Linked DNA regions of Mus musculus: region 2 is linked to region 1. Evidence: chromatin loops called from intact Hi-C (ENCODE). Cell type or tissue: heart. All regions are shown on one strand.

What was found. A loop is a pair of places that touch in the nucleus more often than their neighbours do. Peaks named below come from ENCODE experiments on the same cell type or tissue, not always from the same donor. Only the 100,000 strongest peaks of a DNase experiment are listed, where the experiment ranks them.
Region 2: it touches region 1 in a loop (5-fold over the local background); 16 of 42 quality-filtered maps call a loop at or near these places.

The regions. Positions count from the first base shown.
Region 1 is chr1:134,240,326-134,248,325 of GRCm38, reverse strand. No RefSeq gene overlaps it. Among named protein-coding and RNA genes, the nearest start is that of Adora1, 8.9 kb to the right of the region's middle. In heart, a CTCF peak has its summit at 3,935 (motif pointing right); DNase peaks (open chromatin) are centred at 2,815 and 3,925; H3K4me3 peaks cover 252 bases; H3K27ac peaks cover 2,584 bases; H3K27me3 peaks cover 1,441 bases.
Region 2 is chr1:134,317,918-134,325,917 of GRCm38, reverse strand. Ppfia4 (protein tyrosine phosphatase, receptor type, f polypeptide (PTPRF), interacting protein (liprin), alpha 4) reads left to right here. Exons shown (of 29, transcript NM_001374777.1): 10 at 1,324-1,407; 11 at 1,708-1,839; 12 at 2,825-2,916; 13 at 4,749-4,857; 14 at 6,495-6,703; 15 at 7,870-8,000. Among named protein-coding and RNA genes, the nearest start is that of Gm32267, 22 kb to the right of the region's middle. In heart, a CTCF peak has its summit at 3,110 (motif pointing right); a DNase peak (open chromatin) is centred at 3,087; H3K27ac peaks cover 315 bases.

The DNA.
Region 1 (8,000 bases):
TTTCCTTTCTGGCAGACAGTGCTGGTATAATGAAACTTCTCCTTCTCCTTCTTCTTCTCCTTCTCCTCCTCCTCTTTCTCCCCCTTCTATTCTTCTTTTGTTCTTGTTTGTTGTTTTGTTTTTGAGTTAGGGTCTCACTCTGTAGATCAGGCTGGCCTCAAACAAACTCACAGAGATCTGCCTGCCTCTGCCTCCTAAGTACTGGATTAAAGGCCTACACCACAATGCCCAGTTTATGAAGCATATTCTCTACTTCCTTTTTCTTCTTCCTCCTCTTTACTCCCCCACCCCTCACCCCCTTTTCTTTTTTCAAATCTCTTTGTCCCCTTCTGTGTGGAAAGAGCAATCATCCCACCAGGCTACAAGATTTTGGAAGAGAGTGATTAAAATTTTATTTTTTAAAATGCTCTGAGGATGTTTATGATCCTGAAACAGTATAAATGGCAGCCCCTTTTCTTTTCAGGGAGTAGAAACACAGCGCCAGGTAGGACCCGGAAGGACTAGATTGTAGATGGCTCAGACTTGATATAGAGACACAAGCGATAGGGTAAATGGCTGTCAATAGGAGAGGCTAACAAAATGCTGCCCAATGCCATTGTCAGTTCTGAGAGAGGACGTGGAATCTGAAGAGACTGCAGAGCTGCATGCACTGATGTAGGCAGGCAGACTTTTGAAATCTGTTTTTGAGCCGGGCGTAGTTGCACATGCCTTTAATCCCAGCACTCGGGAGGCAGAGGCAGGCGGATTTCTGAGTTCGAGGCCAGCCTGATCTACAAAGTGAGTTCCAGGACAGCCAGGGCTATACAGAGAAACCCTGTCTCAAAAAAAAAAAAAAAAAAAAAAAAAAAAAAAAAAAAAAAAAAAGAAAGAAAGAAAAGAAAAGAAGAAGAAAAAACAAATAAAATCTGTTTTTACATTCATTTATTTGTTGGTGTGTATGTATGTGCATGTGTGCGTAAGTTAAATGATATTTGTACCTGATTCTCTTTAGGGTGTGGCTCAGCCCTTAGCATATACCTTTAGTCCCTCTGGCTGGAATACCCTTAGTATTGACTGTTAATCCAAAACAATCAAGGTAAAGTTAGTTTGTAGAAGGAAGCCCCCATGTTTGAAAGTGATGTCTAATCGAGTGGCAGACAAAGTGACGAAAAATTCGACAGAATAGGATGTGTCCATCCAATTCTCATGAGAAGAGAGAGGAAAGGGAAGCTACTTAAGGGAGAGATAGCCGGGACAGGAGGATGAGAGTGCAGCACAAGAATACAGGAGAGTTCGTGGAGAGCAGTGCAGTGGAGTTGAGAGGGAGAGACAAGCAGCCCGAAGGGAGATGGAGGCAGGTTTACTGGGAGAGCTTAACAGAGACAGGTTGAAGATAGAACAAGCTAGAAGAAGGTGAAGACAGAACAAGCCAGAGAAGGGGAACTTAGAACAGATTTCTAGAGTTAGCTTGAGGCCAAGCAGAGCAATTCAGAGGCTGAGAGCCAGATTGAATACGTCAGCTGGGAGAGGAGTTTAAGCCAGAATAGCTGAGTTGAATCAGCCAGTTAGAGCTCAGAAAGAATTAGGAAAGGGTGAGCTAACTCAGCAGTGAGTCTCAGAGGCTGAAAACGTTTTAGGCCTAGATAAGATTATGCAGAAGCTAGAAACTGGGCCTTGGTTAGCGGAGTGAAGCAGTAAGCCTCAGAGATGACAATTACATCAGGCAAATAAAGGTTACAGTTACGTGGGTGTGTGTGTGTGCGCGCGTGTGTGCAAGTGCACTCACACGTGCTCTTGTGGAGGTCAGAGGATCACTTTCAGGAGTCAATTCTCTTTCCACCATGCTGGGCTTGAGGACTGAACTCAGGCTGTCCGGCTTGGCAGCAGGTGATTTTATCCACTGAGTCATTTTACTGGCCCAGGTAGGGTGATTGCTGTTGTTTTTGTCTGTTTTTTGTTTTTTGTTTGTTTTTTACAACAAACTCATTTGCAGAATACTTGTAGGTTACAACTTCCTCAAGAACAATAAAAGCCAATACCTGCACAAGCCTGTGAGTGCCATAATGTATATGTGTATATAACTTATGCATGTAAGTGGTACAAAATATGGCAAATGCTTGGAAATACCCCAAAGCGTTCACGGTGGTCCCTCTGTGCTCAGAAGGGTCTGGGTAGGGAATTGGTAAGGGAATTTGAGCTGAACTGTAGTGGCTTCACTGTCAAGAAAAGTATAGTCAGTCCAGGACTGCTGGTACACATCTGCAATCCCAGCACTTGGGAGGCTGAGAGATAATCAGGAGTTCAAGGCCAGCCTGGGCAACATGAGTACCTGTCCAAAAAAAAAAGGTAGAAAGACGATACAGAAAGAATTTGATTTCTTGGCTGGGAGATAACTTAGTCACAAGTGCGCGCGCGCACACACATGCACACACGCATATACATGCAATTTCCCAACGCCTTGTTTTTCTGTTTGCCATTGTACATTGTTAAAGCGCCTTGCCACAGAAATGAGATTAGAATGTGTTTAAAGATGCAAAGGTCCTTCTGCAGTGAGCGGGCTGTTCACTTTCTTCAGGTGGGAAGGTTCTAGGTTGTTTGGAACATTGTTGGTGGCCTGGGCAGAGAAGAAAGAAGATGAAGTCACCGGATTAGATCCTGTCTCTCAGCCGAGCCTTCCTACCCACCCTAGGCAGGTGGGAGCTAGGAGCTTTGCAATGGAGTCTTTGCCCTAAGTCCTAGACGGAGGACAACAGATGGGGCCACACAGCCCTGACGCCCAGACCGAGGGGAACAGGTGGAGGCTGAGGGGTCAGAGTGTGAACACTGGCGATTCATGAGGGCTACAGGTGGGCGGAGTGCCCAGCACAGGGACAGGGACAGCTGGGCAGCATGTGGGCGACAGAGGGAACAGGGGAAAGGGGGGGGTGGAGGCCCAGAGAGCAGAGGACAAGGAGAGGGGTGCAAGAGGACAGCCCCCTCCCCACAGCTGTGGCAAGAGTGAGGTCAGAGGTCCCAGGCTGCTACGAAAGGTCTAGAGGGCTGCGGGGTGAGGGAACACATTGATCAGGCAGGGTGCCCATCTTTGTCCTCCTTCAGCCCCAGCTGTCCTTTGTGTAGCATTTGGGCCACCCCAGCAGCTGTGCCAGCCTTTGGCTGGGTCAGAGACTGGGCAGCCGAGGGAAACAGCTGCCACCCCTCCTGTTGTAGACTGGGTGGAAGAGCAAGGAGTTGGCTAGGTGGGGAAAATCTCAAACACGTGGCAGGGCGGTGCCCTACTCCTCGTGGACAACTCCTACCTGCCATTAGTTACATGTTAGGGTGGGAAGGGCCAAAAAGCTATGCAAACATCAGTGCTTAGGGGTGTGTGTCAAATGCTCAAGTGCGACCAACTTCACAATACCACCAAATCCTCCCAGCCACACACATAGAAAAGTCGATAGTTTGCATTTTATAGACGGCAAAACTGAGGCTTCCTGGTCACATTCCCAGTTAGGGACATTTGAGCCAAATTTACTAGGCCCTGGAGGCCTTTGAGGAGAATTGGGTGACCTAGGGTTCTGTGCCCAGACGCATGGTGTTCCCAGAAGTACTGGAGGTGGAAGGTCTGCGATGAACCACTCCTGAGGCAGGCTGGCCGGAAGCAGACGGTGCTGGGAACCCCGTCTTTGAAGATTTCCCCAGAGCAGGGAGGGCTCCCAACACATGCTCTTCGGGCATGTTCAGGAGATTTTGCCTGCAAACATAAGAAGCAGCGGGGCTGGTAACAAAGGATTTGGATTGGGCACCAGGAGACCAAAGTCGCCATCGGGGTGGCATATTTGTTGGACATTCCTAGGGCTGGTCCCCTGGGCCTTCCAGCTGAGTTCCAGCAGCTCCACCTCATTCGCCACGTTCCCCAGAGTTGTCACCTGATTGTGTCCGCCCTTCGGCTCAAAGCCCCGCCCAGGCTCCAGTGCGCCAGCAGGGGGACCCCGAGCTCCAGACAAGGGCACTGAACGTTGATCTGTAGCCTCTCTGCCCTCCCTCAGCCTCTGTAGGCTGCAAAAAGGGAGAATTATTGCCATGTCACCCGCGATGCCACGAGGGGCTAAAGAACCCACAAAGATAACGTGGTTCTGCTGTCTTGAATCTCATTCTGGACCGTCTGCTCCGGGAGCCGCGCCGGCCCTGTGTGATGAGGTTGTCCAACTTTGGGGTGATCGAAACAGCTCAGTGGTGGAGGGCTTGCCTTGCAAGTGACACCCTGGGTACTGGGGAGGGGAAAATGAAGACGTCTAGACATCGAAAGACCCCTCTGTCCCTAGCACGAGCGACCAGGTCGAGTGACTGGCTTTTAGGAATAGGAGTTAATTTCTGGTCTGTGGGTCCATAGAGGGGACCGATGGTCTGCCCAGCCACAGACCATCTTTCTCAGGTCATCTCTCTTTTCCGGCCTTAGGCAAGTGGCCCTGCTCAGGGTGTGAATTTCTTCCAGGTTCAGGACTGAGGTGAGGTGGATTTGAAGGGAGTGTCTGTAGAATGGCATTTAGAGTTGTGCTTAAGATCAGGAATGGGCGCCAGGCTAGGCAGAGGGAATGAGCCTGTGTGACCGGTTTGGACTCCACAGAGTGAGGAAGGAGGCTCAGTGTCTGCACGCCTGACTTCCATGCCCGCTGGAGAGGAACACAGCCTATGAAAATGTGTGTGGTAGGCCTTCTGACAGGCTCACAGCCCCAGGGCCCCAGCTGAGCAAACCCCACCCCAGTTGGTGCTCAGCTTAACAGGATGAAAACTTTGCTGGCTTCAGTGTCTTCAGCCCTCGTGCCTCAGACTGGTACACGTGGCACCACACTAAGGCACCACTGTGAGGTGACTATGCTCATCGCTACTATTGCTTTTCTGTCCCCTGAGCTCTGATGTGTGTGTGTGTGTGTGTGTGTGTGTGTGTATACTGAAGACTGGGTAATCAAAATGTGAACTGTCCATGAAATGAAGTCTTCTCCAGCCATTGAAACTAAGCATTGAGCTAATGAGATGGCCTGGTGGTTAAAGGAGTTTCACATGAAGCCTGATGACTTTGAGTTATAGCCTCAGAAACCATGGTGGAAGGAGAGAACTGACTCCCAGAAGTTATCCCTCTGACCTCCAAATAATTGAAGGAGGAGCATGAGGAATAAGAGGAGGAGGAGGAGGAGGAGGAAGGGGAAAAGGAGGAGGAAGAAGAGGAGGAAAAGGAGGAAGAAGAAGAGGAGGAGGAAGGGGAGGAGGAAGAGGAGGAAGAGTAGGATGAGGAAGAAGAGGAAGAAGGGGAGGTGGAAGAAGAGGAGGAGAAGGAGGAGGAGGGGGGAAAGGAGGAATAAGAAGAGGAGGAAAAGGAGGAAGAAGAGGAGGAGGAAAAGGAGGAAGAAGAGAAGGAAGAAGAGGAGAATGAGGAAGAGGAGGAAGAAGGGGAGGTGGAGGAAGAGGAAGAGGAGGGGGAAGAGAAGGAGGAAGAGGAGGAGGAGTAGGAAGAGGAGGAGGAGGAGGAGAGAACTGATACATGCTACAACTCAGATGGACCTTGAAACATTAAGGTATTCAAAGGAAGCTGTCACAAAGGACCACTGAGGAGCATCCACAACAGGCAATTCTATAGAAGGAACAGTTTATCACTGAACTGCCCAGCCCTTTAATCTTAACTATTCATAAGAGTTGAACCACAAGCTTGAGGCTAGCCTGGGTTATACAGTGAGAATCTGTCTCAATCCTGCCCCCTCCCCCAAAGATTTGTGTTGCCTGGGGCTGGGGAGGGGGAGTAGTAGTTGCTAACGGGCACAGGGTTTTTAGAGGGAGATGATGAAAATGTTCTAGACAGAAACGGTGCTGATGGTTGCACAATTCTGTAAATACAGTCTCAGAACTGAGGCCTGTACACTTTAAATGAGTGAACTTTCTACTATATAAACCATTTCCCAATAAAGCTGTTAACAGTTTTTAAACTGGATGTCCTGAATGTATTCTGGTAACTCTAGTTGGTGAACATTTGGCTTGTTTCTGCTCTGAAGCTATTTTGAGTAACACTGCTGTGAAAACCTTAGCCTGTCTCCCTCCTTCCACATTCTGAGGGCCCGCTCTCCATGATGTGCTGGAGGGCCTCTTCTTATCAAAGGGCAGCGATGGATGGGTGGGAAAGGAGGGGGCCATGGAGAGAATTGGGAAGCCAGCCTAGCTAGCATCTAACAGAAGTCACATAAATCCCTCCCTGCCTCGATTTCCCCTTCTGCCCAGTGAAGGGGAGAGGAGGCAGAGTCCTTTTCCTGACTTCTTGCAGGTGGTGTTGAGTCCAGGAAGCTGTGCTGTTCAGCATACAGTGGGCTATCCAGGGTGGCATTTGTCTGTCAGTGGTGGGGCCAGTCTGTTTTCTTTTGACTGGTGGAGGGTCAGTGAGTCTTCCAGAAGGACCCCTCTGGGTACACAGAGAGTCAGGGAAGCCAAGAAATCCATGACTGGCACCTGGTGAACAGGACTGTGGTGCAGGCTGGGCTTTGGCCACCAGAGGAGGAGGAGGAGCAAGAACGGGGGCAAGACCAAGTTTTTATTGACATGAAATGTTGTTGACAAATTATTGGCTACGTATCAATAGAGGTGCGCTTCAGACAAAAGCCTGGGAGCATCCCGGAAACACTCAACAAAGGACCGGGGGCCTAGGGAATGGGGGAAAGTCAGGGATTTCCAGGTCTGTGAGCAGGTAGAGCGTCAGGCACAGTGCTGAGTCCGGTGAGCTGTCAGTATCTGCTTAGGTCCCCATGGGCTTGCAGAGGTAGTGTGGAGAGCCTGCCCTGGGCTCAGCATCTCTCCCTCTGATTCATCTCTTCTTGCCGCTGCCTTCTTCACTGAAGCTGTGAGCATGCTCAGATCTTCCCCCAGCTAAAACCAACCTCTTTGTGACCTCCTTCTCCTGCAGCTAACCATCCATCTTTTGTTCTTTCGCCTGCCAAGCTCCTTCAGAGACGAGTTTGCACCCACGGCTTCCACCCTTAGCTACCTGCGGCAGCTTTAACCTGGGAGAGACCCTCAGCCACCCACCCCCTCCTACCAGGATTCTTCCAGGCCTCCGTTCCCTTCCTGTCACACAAGATGATGGCTTCCCTTCCTGAGGCCACTCAGAACAACTCTTCCTGAAGTGTCTCTTCCCTTCTGGCTGCTTTCCCTTCTGATTTCCTCCTGTGGGTGGGCGGGATATACGGGCCAGCCTCCTTGCTCCCTTCCTCAAGTAATCTTGCTTCCCCCAGGGGAAATCTTGTTCAGAGAGGTCTCCACTCTTACCGAGACAGAGATGAACATGTCCACATTCATGCTCTGGGTTTTTCTAGAGGCCCACAAAAACCCTGTCAGGGCCACACCACACTTGTTCTACCTTCGGTCTCCACTGCCAGTGTCTCCTTCGTCAGTCATCTTTCTCTCTTCCTTTTTCCTTGGTTGCTGCACATGGCCAGCCGCTGAGCCCAGCACACCTCCCATGCAACATCTGCTCTTCTCTGTTCCCTCTGCTTCCTTTTCGGTTCAGCTTCTCGCCATCTTTGAGCAAAAGCATTTACTGCTGCTGACAGACCTGCAGCCTTCACTTCCTCTCCTTTGGGGTTGTCTTTCGAAGTTCCGTTGTCTTGGGTTAGGTTGAAGCTCGGTAACCCAGTGTTCGCCTAGCATTTCCAGGCCCCCGTTCAGTACCCAGCACCACAAAAGATAAAGTAGCATCTCCCAGATCCTTCAGTCCCTGGTCAAAACCCTCAAGAGTTTTCAAGTACTAACAAAGAAGGCCATGACGGGTAGTTCTACACCCTGAGATGCATTCTCAGATAACGAGAGAGATGGAGCTCCTAGTTTTGTCTCCTGGATAAGAGGATTAGGCTCAGGAAACATGTGCAAATGTTGCCTTCCCCATGCTAAAGATGGAGCTGATACCTCTGGTACTATCAGTGACCCGCCCTGGAGGCTTGCTTACTGTCACTGTTCTGTCCAGATGCAAGGTTGGGGCCCTATAGAGCCCCTCATCTTGCCCAAGA
Region 2 (8,000 bases), 78 kb before region 1:
GCTTTAGAATGAAGTAAAGATGTATATAAATTTACCTAACGGAGAGGTAACTGCAGTAATAATTCCTGAGCAGCGTGCAGGCCAGACACCAGTAGACTCAGCGGCCAAAGCAGATATGGCCCTGGTCTTCAGAGGCACAGTTGGGCTGTGAGTTCAGTCTTTGGAGGACCCATCTGTCACACTGGAAGTCTGTAAGCATCAGGCTCTGGGTCAAGTGCTCATGTGACAGTGGTTGCTTTTTCTTGTGTCCGGCCAGCAGACCACAACCTGGGTTCTAGCCTGGAAAGGCATTTTGGAAACCTGGAAGAGAAGAGGGGCTAGGTGGCGAGAGAAAAGAATGTAGCCAAGACAGTTACTCTAATCAAGGCTCAAATTTTATTGTTGCGACACTAGTTATGAAGGAAGGGGGAGGGGACCCGATTCCCGCCGAATAATCTCTGGTCCAGTAGAAAGGTGCACGTGTGTGGCTCCACAGGTTCCAGCAGTGGGCGTGGCAGAACGAATGAGCAGGAAGCTCCACCCCTGAGCAAGCAGGTTTCAGGCTGGGGGAGGGGAGACTACAGCTTTTACCTGAGGGTTTAGGGAGAGCTCTGGTGATCACAAGTCACACCTCTACACAGTCTCCCATCACAACGACAGAATTCATCTCTGGTTAATCCTAGGTGCGTGCACTTCCTCCTCTCTCAGAGTCTATTGGTCAGGTCACAGAGCCTCTCCCTAACTGCACCTCAGTTTCCTTACTTCTATGATGGTGGAGTTGCCGGGGTAGCCACTATTGTCCTGGCAGACCTGGAATGAGGCCCGAGACTTAAGTTCCAGTAGAGGATGTTGTGGGGGGATGCTGAGCAAAATCTGTCTCGAAGGGATGGGCTCAAGTGATTGGTGTGTTCAAGTGAGTCATAGCAGGAGGATGTAAAGAAAGGGTTTCCTGACTGTAAGGGATGTAATGTTCTGGGTACAGATACAACAGGGTCCCCATGACTGGATAATGGCCAGGAATGGCTAGCTGGTTTAGTAGTGGTTTAGGTAATAGCCACCAGGAGGCTAGCATTCTGGCATGCTTACCGCACTTGGACATTTACTGTGGATTATTCCCTTTAGTTCTTGTGGGTCCAGTGGGCATACACTTTAAGGTTAGCCCTGGGCAAGAAGGAGAGGGGAAAAGGGAGTAACAGTTCTGCTCCAAGATGATGGGAGAGAGCTGGGTTTCTGATCCCGAGACCCCCGATCCCCAAGACCACCTTGACACCAGAGTTTGTGGCATATGGGGCCTGAGCATAGGGAACAAAGATCTCCAAGGTGGCTGACTGTCCCTGCACCTAGGCTGAGGAACGTCATGGCAACATTGAGGAACATCTGCGGCAGCTGGAAGGGCAGCTGGAAGAGAAGAACCAGGAGCTGGCAAGGGTGAGGGCACCAGTTAGCCATCTTGGCCTCTTCTCCACCCCCTCAGGGCAGGCTTACAGGGTGGTCCGTGGAGGGGGGAGGTGTACAGAGGAAAGGCTAGGCCAGGGACAAAGCTCGCATGGGGTCAGGAGGAGGCTCGCAGACAGGGAGGAGTGGATTGAAAGAGCTGGAGAGAATTGTCCTAGAGGACAGATGAGTGGACAAGTGAGTTGGCACAGAACCCCGGTAGAAATGGATGGTTTTGGAAGAGGGTGGTGACAAGCCTTGTGGAGACTAAGTACAAGATGGTGGGATGTGCAGGTGCGCCAGCGGGAGAAGATGAATGAAGACCACAACAAGCGGCTGTCAGACACCGTGGACCGGTTGCTTAGTGAGTCCAACGAACGCCTGCAGCTCCACCTCAAGGAGCGAATGGCTGCCCTGGAGGAGAAGGTGAGGAAGCTGGGGTGAGCACAGTGGGCAGGGTGGGCATGGGTGGAGCCCAGTGGACTGGAGGAGTGGGATTGTGAGGAGTTAGTGTGTGGTGGTGGGGGGAAGGGCATATAAAAATAAGCATATTGGTAAAGCCACCTGAGCCACAACGAGGGAAGGGAGGAGCATCCCTGGCCAGGGAGGACCATGCTGGCCTGGAGAGGTAGGGCTGGAAGAAGAAGACACCTGAGATCGGGGTCACTCCAAGATCAGAGTCAGGACCCCTGGCTCACAGCTGCTCTCCCTCAGAAAATGCTGATCCAGGAGTTGGAGAACTCCTGGGTCATAGAGAGTTCATAGAAGAGCTACAGGTACCCAGCTGCTGGCTAGCCCTGCTCATGTGGGAGGCCTCAGGCACAGTGCCTGGTGTTCACGAAGCTGCTCTGCTAGCCTCTCTTAGGTCACGCGCACACTATGCCATCGCCCGCCTGACACAATAGCTATAGACTGTATATATGCTGTATCCATACAGAGGCCAGAGGAGCAGAGGCCACGGACATAGGCCATAGGGTTAGCTCAGACTCTGGGCCCACTGAAGGATCTGGTGGGAGCTTCTAACTTGTGTGAGGAAAGAGTCCTACCTGCTGGAGATAGCAGCCGTGTCTTTAGCGGTGTGTGCCGCAAAGACCTGGTCCTCTCTGCTGCCTGGCTTCATTTGCCTTGCATTTGTCTGGTGGTGAGGCACCAACTGGCCTGCAGAACTCTTCTCTAGGCAGGGTCGCACAGTTTCTGGCCCAGCCCCTCTGTCAATCTTGTGCTCCTTTTCCCGTCACACCTCTTCCTTGGTGTCATCCACGGCCCTAGCTTGGGGCCCTTGGCTTCGGACCTTGCAGTATGTCCTTCTCCTTTGCCCCACCTCTGTTCTCCTCTTTGCCCCTCTCTGACTTCCACTCTCCCCTCTCTGCCCCTCCCTGGCCCCATCCCACCCTGGGTCTGCCTGGCACAGGGCCGTCTGTCTGAAGAGATTGAGAAGCTGCGCCAAGAGGTGGACCAGCTGAAGGGTCGAGGGGGGCCGTTTGTGGATGGCATCCACTCCAGGTACTAGAGTGTGGGACTCAGTGCATGCTGGGTTATGGTCCTGAGTGGATCTTAAGAAAGGAGACTCCCCCACCAAAACACTGCCCGGGACCTCAGGGTCTTCCGTCCTGTCAGGAGGGGACACTGGGGCTCAGGGAGCTTGGCCAGTCCTTCAGCTCATCTGGGCACTTAGGAAGGGAGCATACCTCCTCTAGGGGGTGCTGAGAGGCTAGGAATCAATAGTGGTCCTTCTCTGCTGTGGGAGGAGGCCATGCTTCCTAGATCCTTGCCAGAGGGCACGCCCTTGAAGGGTCCACTGAGTTACACGCTCTCCGTTATCCTGCAAGACCCTCTGTAGAGTTCACCACTCACTGAAGTTCTTGTGAGAGTCAAGGACCACCCAAGTTCAAGTAGGAGCCAGCGGACAGAGAGACACCGGGGAAAGTGAAACAAGGCAGCAACCCTCCTCCTGTTGGAAGTGGAGAAGCCACGTTTCTCCGTGGCCTCCATATCCCTTTACCTGAAAGCATTGTAAGACATGGCCAGTGGCGCTTGTAGCCATACTTTGTGAAGCAGTTGGCGTTGAACTCAGTTCTCAGAGCATCGAGGTAGGGTGAAGAGGAAGATGACTGATGCTACTGCCTAGGGTTCTTGACTCCTTGTTGTCTCTGAGATGTGCTGATCCCTTCAGTTGGTGTTCTTGCTGCACCAGGACATGGACATTAGCGGTTAGGAAGGTGGTTACGGGAAACACACATGTATGTGTGCATAGGAGGTGCTTGTATGAGGGCAAAGGATGCTGGGCTGGAGGTGAGAGGCCTCTGGAGCTCTGAGGTGGTAGGCATGCAAGTCTCATCTTCAAGCTCACTAGAAATTATGCTCTTGTATAGGGAGGGGGTGAAGAGGAGGTGGCAGGGACCTTTCTGACCTCTCCTTCCCCATTGGTTGACCAGAAGGAACAAGCTCTCAGTGAATGAGAACTAACCCAGAGCACACCAAAGCCCTTTGCTGCTGCTTGCTTTCCTTGCTGACCGGGAACTCTTGGCCTCACATGTTGAGTCACAGAACTGAGGTGGGGAAGCTAGGCTGGAGCGCCCTCTTCCCGGGTACATGGTTTAGATTGTAGGCTCCTTTGCCTCTCTGTATTAGGCTCCATCAAGGCTTCTGAACTGAGTAGCCATTGTGGAAGAATCCCAGAGAAGGCTTCTCAATACCAGACATTGTTCCAGGTGCCCTAAAGTCTTGCACTTGAGACAGACATGTTGGGCAGCCAAAGTGGACTCTCTATCTTGTATCTGTGATTTAGCTTTGGGGTCTTTAAAGCTTCCTAGTGATGTGGAGGACACACCTGGGTGAATCTGAGCCAGGTGTTCAGTTCAGGTTATCAGGAAACCTGCAGAGAGTGTCTAGAGAGAAAACCAAGATGCAAAGACCTCCAGACTTGAATGGCCCTTAGAGCTCCTGTCTTTAGATTCATCTTTGTCCCCTGGGCCAGGAGCCCTCCTGCATGGCTGTGATCGCAAAAGCCCAAGGCCTTCCACTTGAATGCCTCTCTGACAGGGGGCTCAACTTTTTAAAAAGCATCCTAACACTTCTTGTCAGGAGACGATCCTGCTCATGCAGAATGGTCCACCGCTCCCTACAGCATCCTCCCTTGGGTCCATTTGACCCACCCCCCCAGTACCGGGGCTTAAGTGGAGCCTCGTGCCTCCCTGGCAGCTCTTCTGATGTTTGAAACAGCTGTATCCCAGACTGCTTCTCTCCAAACTGGCCATTCCCCAGTCGTTGGGCCCTGTGAGTGTAGGCTGGGGCTATCAGTCTTCAGGGCCTGTCTTTCTCTCCTGTCACTCAAGGTCACACGTGGGCAGCGCAGCAGATGTGAGGTTCTCACTGAGTACAGCCACACACGCGCCCCCAGGTCTGCATCGACGCTATTCGGCGCTGAGGGATGAATCTGCCAAGGTAAGGGGTGGAGGGATATGTGTGGGGGTCTCCCTGGGGAATGTGGGGTCAGTTCAGCCGTGTGTCTGGCTCCAGTTACAGACGACTGGCGTGTGGTGCAAAGCCTCGCCCAGCCTTCTCCCCTGTCAATGACAGCTGCAGCCTTGGGGTTGGGACTCTTGTCAGCTGCAACAGCTGTGACACACCCCCCCCCCCTTTACCTCAGCCTCCCAGTGGGCAAGAGGTAGGGAGTGGAAGGTGGCCAGTGGTCCCTGAGGCCCCACTACAGCATGTGAGCGTGTGCCTGGCTGTGCACCATTCATTTCTGGTGCCAGAGAGGGGGCTGGAAGGGTAAAGTGGAATTAATGAGCTTCCTGGAACAAAAGCATGGCTTATAGTGTCGAGGAGGGAGAGATGGCAGATTAACTGGCCCCCCAGGCAATGGCACCTGAGAAGCAGCTGGGAGTTTACACTGTTGTCCAGGAACTTGGGGTGGGGGACAGGGAAAGAGAAGGGGCAGAAGAGGGCCAGCTGTCCACCAATCGCCAGTCCTCATCTGTTCTGGGGCCCTAGAGTATGGGCACAGAGAAAGAGGGAACACCTAGTCGGATGGGGAGAGAGTCATCTTCACCTTTGAGAAATTCCTAATCCGAGCTTGGTGTGTAGGTGTGTTAGCGTACTTGGTGTGTAGGTGTGTTAGCGTACTTGGTGTGTAGGTGTGTTAGCGTACTTGGTGTGTAGGTGTGTTAGCGCACTTGGTGTGTAGGTGTGTTAGCGTACTTGGAAGGCTGAGGCAGGTGGCTTGTGAGCCAGTTGAGGCAACATGACTAGAACCCATTGAAAGAAGTGGGGAGGAGGAAGGAGTGAAAGAAGAAAGGAAGGAAAGAAAAAAGGAAGGAAGGATGAACAAAAGAAAGAAAGGAAGAAGCAAATAAACAAGCATACATGCAGGGAGGTAGCAATGCATGAGGGCAGCCAGGTAGAGAGACAGGCAGGCAGGCAGGCATTGGGAGACAGGCAGGCAAGCAGGGAAGCAGGAAAGCAGAGAGACAGGCAGGCAGACAAGAGGCATGCATGCATGCATGCATGCAGCTAGGCAGAGAGGCATGCATGCATGCAGGAAGCTAGGTGGAGAGGCATGCATGCATGCAGGAAGCTAGGCAGAGAGGCATGTATGCATGCACGCAGGAAGCTAGGCAGAGAGACATGCATGCATGCAGGAAGCTAGGCAGAGAGGCATACATGCATGCAGGAAGCTAGGTGGAGAGGCATGCATGCATGCAGGAAGCTAGGTGGAGAGGCAGGCAGGCAGGCAGAGAGGCAAGCGGGCTGGAATGCAGGTGAATCTGCTCACAGTCTGAAGGCCTCTTCTTTCCTTCCTCTCCTGACTCTTTACTCCACTGTTTATAAGAACACAGCAGCTGCTTAGATGCTCCATGCAAAAGAGGCAGAGGCTGAAATGCAGCACTGGGGTGGGGTGGGGTTGGGGATGAGGAGTGGGGTGTAGGGATGGGGACACAGGACACTGGAGCCTTGGGTCAAAGAGGCTGTGCCAGAGCCTTTCTCTGGCCACATCTTCATCAGGCTTCCAGAGGAGGTGCAGGGTTCTAGCCCCTAGCTTTCCAGGGTTCTTACTGCCGCCCCTTTCCTTTGCTAAGGACTGGAAGCCATCGCCACTGCCAGGGGTGTTGGGCGCCACCACGCCTGCCTTTGACAGTGACCCTGAGATCTCTGATGTGGATGAGGATGAGCCTGGGGGCTTGGTGGGCACTCAGGTCGATGTCATCTCACCCGGTGGCCATTCAGATGCCCAGACCCTGGCCATGATGCTACAGGAGCAGCTGGATGCCATCAACCAGGAGATCAGGTGGGGTGGGAGTGAAGCTGCCTGGGAGGATGGGCCCTTTGGGTGGGGCACTGCAGGAGAAGTATTGACTCCTGTCCCGTCTTACAGCTTAGGACAGCCATCCAGGGACACTCGGTAGGTACCAGGCAAGGATTCGGGCCTCGTATTGACCCTAGAGGGGCAGGGCTACAGATGACTCTAGGTGTCATCTGTCCCCTCTGGGCTGGGAGGTGGCTGGGCTTGGGCAGATGGAGCTGTCTATGTTCCTGGTATTCAGTATGCCCGTGAAGAAGCCAGCTCAGGGTGGGAGCTTTGTCAATGTGATGGTTAGTCAAGAGGGGTTTAGTGATTTGCTTACAGTTGCTAAGTGGCTGAGCCCAGACAGGGTAAAGTTAAGTACAGGTAGAAGCTCTCCAGTGCCATGCCTCTCAAGCTATAAGGCCACATCAAATGGAACCGGAGACAGGGAAAGTTGTCAAAACCTTTACTACATCCTGTGTCTCTAGCGAGCTTATTTATGGTACTGTCCATGCAGCAAGGTGAAATTGACAAGCTGTTGACGTCAGACTTTCAAATTTGAGAAATCAGCATCAAGACACACATGCAAATACAAGACTCCAGTGTGGACCTCTGTAGAGTATTCCAGTAGCCATAGCTACCATTTACTGTCCCAGCAGATTTTCAAGAGAAAAGACATTTGAATGGCTTCAGAGTGGGGAAGGTGTTGTTTCAGAATAAGGACACGTCCCTCTCTGAAGCCCAGTTGGCATCTTTCCATCAGTGGGTGTGAATGCATATGCACAGCTTTCCCTGAGTGCCCCTTGGGCACAACACACCATCTCCCGTGTTTCTCATTTGCAGTGAAACAGAGGTACCTAATTAGAGGCTGGCATGAATTTACAAATGCCCTGTTTGGGCATAAACATGATCCCAATGGTGGCGTGTACTGGGAGCGAAGGCCGCTCAAGGTCACTCCTGTAGCTAGTGCAGCTCAGAGATTCCCGCTGAGATGGGTCATAGTTCATGGACCAAATGCCTCCTTCCAGAAATGGGCTTTTGTTAAACTGGGAAGGTGACTGGCCAAAGAGCCCTGGGAGCCCTGGTGGTGCCTACGGGTGTTGCCCACCTTTGGTGCTAGGGTGCTGAGTGCAAGGCAGTACCTAGCAACACCCTGGTTTTCTGAGCAGGATGATCCAGGAGGAGAAGGAGTCCACTGAGCTTCGAGCTGAGGAGATTGAGACCCGTGTGACCAGCGGCAGCATGGAGGCCCTCAACCTGACCCAGCTGCGCAAGCGTGGCTCTATCCCCACCTCTCTGA